Regions from separate parts of the Homo sapiens genome. Here region 1 is linked to region 2. Evidence: chromatin contacts called from ENCODE Hi-C or POLR2A ChIA-PET data. All regions are on one chromosome and are shown on one strand. Each heading gives the region's core, a stretch centred on a gene start or an enhancer-like site at or near the end of the contact. The rest is flanking DNA. Distances are from core to core; before and after follow the strand shown. Region 1 holds the start of TARS3 (threonyl-tRNA synthetase 3). Region 2 overlaps IGF1R (insulin like growth factor 1 receptor).

Evidence for each region. A loop is a pair of places that touch in the nucleus more often than their neighbours do. ChIA-PET counts read pairs that join two places held with the same protein, here RNA polymerase II (POLR2A). Pooled maps may share reads with other maps.
Region 1: a loop to region 2 is called in a map with no recorded cell type, with 14 times the contacts of the local background. The contact joins the promoter of TARS3 here to the enhancer-like site in region 2. A Hi-C loop is called at or near these places in 1 of 37 single-sample maps with no recorded cell type and 6 of 50 pooled maps. POLR2A ChIA-PET finds 5 or more read pairs at or near these places in 1 of 52 experiments (activated CD4-positive, alpha-beta T cell).

Annotation. Positions count from the first base shown.
Region 1 is chr15:101,723,065-101,725,766 of GRCh38, reverse strand. TARS3 (threonyl-tRNA synthetase 3) reads left to right here and starts at 1,294. Exons shown (of 19, transcript NM_152334.3): 1 at 1,294-1,676; 2 at 2,603-2,674. The coding sequence starts at 1,380. RefSeq lists a silencer at 1,009-1,898.
Region 2 is chr15:98,864,814-98,867,519 of GRCh38, reverse strand. The region is part of intron 2 of IGF1R (insulin like growth factor 1 receptor); the gene reads right to left. Among named protein-coding and RNA genes, the nearest start is that of MIR4714, 82 kb to the right of the region's middle. Within about 2 kb of position 1,384, at least 34 of the 41 ENCODE cell types and tissues checked have a DNase peak (open chromatin) inside an H3K27ac peak, as active enhancers do.

The DNA.
Region 1 (2,702 bases), core at 45-2,544, 2.9 Mb before region 2:
TGAATAATGAGGAGTCAGTGGGTCCTATGTAACTGTATCCAGAGGCTTCCTGAGGAAGGACTAAAAAAGATACAGTGATATTGGTTAGCAACATACTTCATGGAATCTCCTCCTGGGTGCTGTTTGGGATTCCACTTAGCTTAATCCAATGAGCTTGTCCCCCTCCGCTCCTTCTCCTGCACTGATTCTGCTCCTGGAGTGGAATTTACCTGCTTTTCCTCCTTGCTAACATCTCCCAACCTTTATTTTCCAGAGCAAAATAAACCTTTTCCCCTTTCTCAAAATTTTCTCCCTTTCTCAAACCACACCAGTCCAAGCTAAGCTCTTCCACTTCAGGACTCTTATAAGGGCATTATTACCTGTATCACATTATATGACATGCTCAATTAAATTCTGCCAAAGTTGAAAAGTACTAGTGTTAAGTGTGTAGAAACTGGCATCAGACTATCTGAGTTTGATTCCCCCTTTGTCATGTAGTGGCTGTGTGACCTTAGTCAAGTAACACAGTCTCACTGTGCTTCAATTTCTCCAGCTATAAGCGGATATAACAGTATCTCCTGTTATGAAGATTAAAGGAGTTACTACTGTTACAGAGTTTAGAACAGTGTTTGTCACATCCTAAGCCCTAAGAATAGTGATAAAAATCAATTTCTGTTCCTGCTCCAGGAAGTTTCACGCTCATGGTTAAGAGGGATACAAAGATATATGTGGCATTTGCCCTAGACTCAAGGAGCCAGTAATTTCGTGCTGGTCGGATTTAGATTTCACAGCGATTTTCTATATGCCCTGGCCCAGAGGCCTCAGTACTTGGGCAAGTTTGGCACGAAAGGCCAGAAAGTCCATTTATAATGAATGGCCACTTTTTAGAACCTGTTTGCAAGGCAAAAGAATGGTGACTGCCAGAATTCAAGAGGAAGAAAGGGTGAAGCCTTTTTGGAGAACGCAGACGATGGCCTTTTTGCAAGGTTTTGGAAGATTTTCGTTTCAACGGACTAAAAACTACTGCCAATAGCCTCTAGACAGGCCTCGAAAGGCAGGGGAGGCCCTTCAGACCCCATTTCCCCACTGCCCGTGACCCTAAGGTGGGCCTGGCCTCAGGCCCCGCCCCGCCCCGCCCCTGCAGGGTATCTGGCCTCAGGCCCCGCCCCGCCCCGCCCCGCCCCTGCAGGGTATCTGGCCTAGGCCCCGCCCCTCCCCGCCCAGCGCCCCGCCCCTGCAACGTGTAGGCCTCGGCTCCAACGAGGCCCCATGGCTCCGTCCCCGCCCCATCGCCCCGCCCCTCCCGGGAGCCCTGTCTTCTGCCGTGCGCTGAGTGTCCGCGTCGCCCTCGCCGCAGTCGCGGGCACCCCGCTCGGCGTCGGTGCCTGAGGGAGGCCGCGATGGCGGCCGAGGCCCTGGCGGCGGAGGCCGTGGCGTCGCGCCTGGAGCGGCAGGAGGAGGACATCCGCTGGCTGTGGTCGGAGGTCGAGCGCCTGAGGGACGAGCAGCTGAACGCGCCCTACAGCTGCCAGGCGGAGGGGCCGTGCCTCACGCGGGAGGTGGCGCAGCTCCGGGCCGAGAACTGCGACCTGCGCCACCGCCTGTGCAGCCTGCGGCTGTGCCTCGCCGAGGAGCGGAGCCGCCAGGCCACGCTGGAGAGCGCGGAGCTAGAGGCGGCGCAGGAGGCCGGCGCACAGGTAACCGGGCGGTGGGGACACTGGAGAGGACGCGGGCGGGGCGGGCCGAGACGGTGCGCACCGAAAGGTTTTCAACTGCGGGGGCAGGTGCGGGGGCGCCCCGGGGGAGTGCCCTCCCAGTGCCCTGCGGCTGGCCCGCCCTGCCCTGCTCGGTGGTCCCGTGTGGCCTGGGGAGCCGCCGGATTTCCAGCAGTCGCCAGACTTAACCAAATGCTGTTGATTTCTCAATTCGTCCATTAAAGAGCCTGCCACGCATCTTTTTCAGTAGCAGAAATAGTGTTTTCATTTGTTTGAAAAAATGCTGGAGTGTTTAAAACTCATTCTTTCCTTGGTCAGAAAGACTAACAGCTGCGTATGTAAACTCTCATTCCCTCTGGTTCTTTTTTGTTGTTGGGTTTTTTTTGGACGAGAAGTTTTCGCTTTTTGTGCTCTTGTTTTGGTGGTTCATCTTGAGAGGATAGCTGTATATTTAACATTTTTATTTAATACAGTATTTTATGATTTGTAGAAAGGATAAATTATCTTCTTTTAACATCATACTTTCTGAGTCCTGAAGCTTCTCAGGCTGAGATGTTCTGCAGTCCTTTAGGAAGGACAGCTGCGGTGAACTAGCAACATCTTCAGGAAATAGTGCATTTGATGTGGCGGGCAGCAACCACACATTTTCCAGCCACATTATTTGTTTAAAGTTCAGGACAAAAGGTTTTCAAGAGCACAATATATTAAATGTGCTTAGCAACAGTGTGACAGGAAGGACTGAACCCTGGAGAATGACTTGCCCACTGAGAGCTGTAGCTGGTGGTCAGGAGAGCCCAGCTATGAGCCTCTAAACACGGGGCACTTGCAGCCTGCTGGCATGACTCTCTTCTTAAAATGTGTTGCTTTTTCTTGCCATTGATGTGAGTCATTTATAATTTATCTTTCAGCCTCCTCCTAGTCAAAGCCAAGACAAGGACATGAAAAAGAAGAAAATGAAGGAAAGCGAGGCTGACAGCGAGGTAAGTTGTTGCTGTGGAAACAATATAA
Region 2 (2,706 bases), core at 135-2,634:
GATGGCAAGGCATATGCAAGGCAGGAGTGTGCAAGCAGTGACTTTAGACCTAGGCAAAGGAGCCGTGGGGACTCAAGACTGGCAAGTGGTAGGGGTGGGGCTTCTCGAATTTATGTATTTCAACAGAAAATTATAAATCACTACTCATATTAATATATAACTTAAAATTCTTAAAAATTAGCTCAGTGCTTTTTGCCTTTAAGAAATATTTTAATTAAACAAACCCAATTTGTTTTAAAACTTCACAGAACGAGGTTCAGAAAGTGGCTTTTGTTGCTGCGCAAAGTTGATGCCTACGGATCATCTATTCCTAAAGTTGTTTAGAATGGGTTATTTCTCTCTCTCTCTCTCTCTCTCTCTCTCTCCCCCTTTCTCTCCTGGCACAAGGAAGTTTTACACCATCTACAATCCCTCCGTTAGATTAAAAAAAAATAAACCTCCATTGTGAGAGGCGCCATTGGTGTCTGCCTCCTTGTCTTCCAGTCACAAATGGAGAGGCGGGCTGAAGAACAGCTTCACTGCTCAGGATGTCATGAATTTAAAAAAGTGTAGCAATGGTGCTTGGCCAGACAGAGTGGAAAACAAAGCCTCAGTCATTTGTTTAAACAAATTCACAAAAACAAAAACACTTCCTCCACGTACCCGTACCCAGTGAATTCTAAAAAGGATCACACATTTAGTATGACTTTTAAAACTTTCACTTTCACACATTAAAAACAACATGATGGGAGCAAACAAGCGGACATCACCCCTCACTCGTGCTTATCTATTTCTGGTTTCATTAAGCTGCCGAAACGACCGCCAGCGCTTCCTCTCATCCCAACAGGAAAATTTCATGGCTCCTGAAGGTCTGAGTCAGACTGGAAAGCTCATGAATATTCTGAGTTTCTGGAGCTGATGCAAGGACGTCACTATAATTGATGACCAGGCAGAGCTATCTACTACACGTTTGAACCACTCCTCTGAAATAATTTATCAGAAGTTAGATTTTCGTTTCTAAAGCTATTAATAACAAGAGTCTGTTTCTGATTTTTAAGATGAAGTTCAATCTTTCAAGCCATTCTGCTTTTCAATAAATTCCCTCTATTTGCAGAGGCCCGCATTAATATACTCCTTGCTTTACTGCATTTTAATAAAGGTGATGAGAAAATAAACCGAAGAGAACCTGAAGCTTCCCACATGCAATGGGAAGAAAGCAGCGTGCTGCAGATTTAAATCAGGATCTGCATTTACTGGGTACACGGAAGTGAAGAGAGTACGTGCATCTGTGTGGTGGCGGCGGGGGACAGAGACAGAGGCGTCTTCCTGTGGACGGCAGGAGCGTCCTGGGCTGTTCCGCTGAGATTTGGGCTCTGAGTCATGGGGTGCTCGCGTGGAACAGTAAGACCGAGTTCAACTGAGAACGCCCGCACGTATCCTATGTTAATTTTTCTTTTGCAAACACATTTGCATCTTTTACTTTCATTTTAAACTGCGCCCCGTGCATATGTGCACTACCAACCCATCCGGGTGACGGGCAAGTTGTATCTACTCTGGGAGCCTCCTCCTGCCTGCGAGGCAAGTGGCGACCCCAGAGCGGGAGGTGGGAGCCCCCTTTTCTTACGGTTCTCGGACCGCAGATTTTCCATCAACACTCAATTAGGTTTAAAGATACACTAGGGTGTGTACTGAGATAGTTCAAAATGATTTCCTTCCAACATAAAATGGATCGTGAACCACGGGAATCCTGAGCCCTCCACTTCCCAGCGAGGCAGCATGACTGGTGCTGTGAGACGGATCCACCAGTGATCGAAACCGCGTTCTGCTAGGGAAATTGAGGTTTGGACCACGTGGTCAAGGACAAATGAAAAACCTTTTACGCATTTCCAAATATCAAAATTAAAGAATTAAAAGAGAAAAAAACCCCAAGGAGTTCATATCTTCCCAAACCACAAAGCCACGCCCGGGCCCCACTCCCTTTTCTATCCACTTTAGCACATGCCGAAGCCCAGCGTGGCCTGGGACCACGTGAGGGACGGTGGGCGTGGCCGGGGCGCAGTCACGTGGCCGCTATGCACGCCGAGCCCCACCTCCAGCCAGCCCCTCCTTGGCGGCTGCAGGAGCCCAGCCAGCGATCCAGGCGGCGTTTCCAAACCCAGATCCACGCCTGTACCTGCAATGACTTACAGGATATTTTAGGAATTAGTCCAACATATCCTTTGGGATATCCTTTGGGGTCTGTAAGTAATACTCAAATAGATTTTACCTATCTCGCTGTATTCTGCAGCCAACTTTAAAACATTCATCTGGAAACTGCAAACACAAAATAACCCTTAGTGCATGATATTGTGAATTCTGTGCCCGTCTCCCCTTCAAAAGCTATATAGTATATACTTAGTACACAAACTAACTCAGAATCATGTATCCTACTGTAAGGAGTCCTCTTTGGTCCAGCAAGCATGTGTGATCTGATACCTAGCCTACTGAGATGCCTACGATTCTTTTCTTCACATCTCCCAAATATAACAGCTACATTTCAGACTCCTAAAATTTAATTTGGAATGAGTTACAAATATCAGTGAGGAAAAACGAGGGCCACAGGAAGCTTAGTATAGCTTGCACGCTCTTGTGTGAGGGCCATAATAAAATTACAAACTGGGATGGATTGCATGATATTTAAAAAATTTAGCCATTCGGTTTCATCAAACAGAAGCATGAGATTTGATA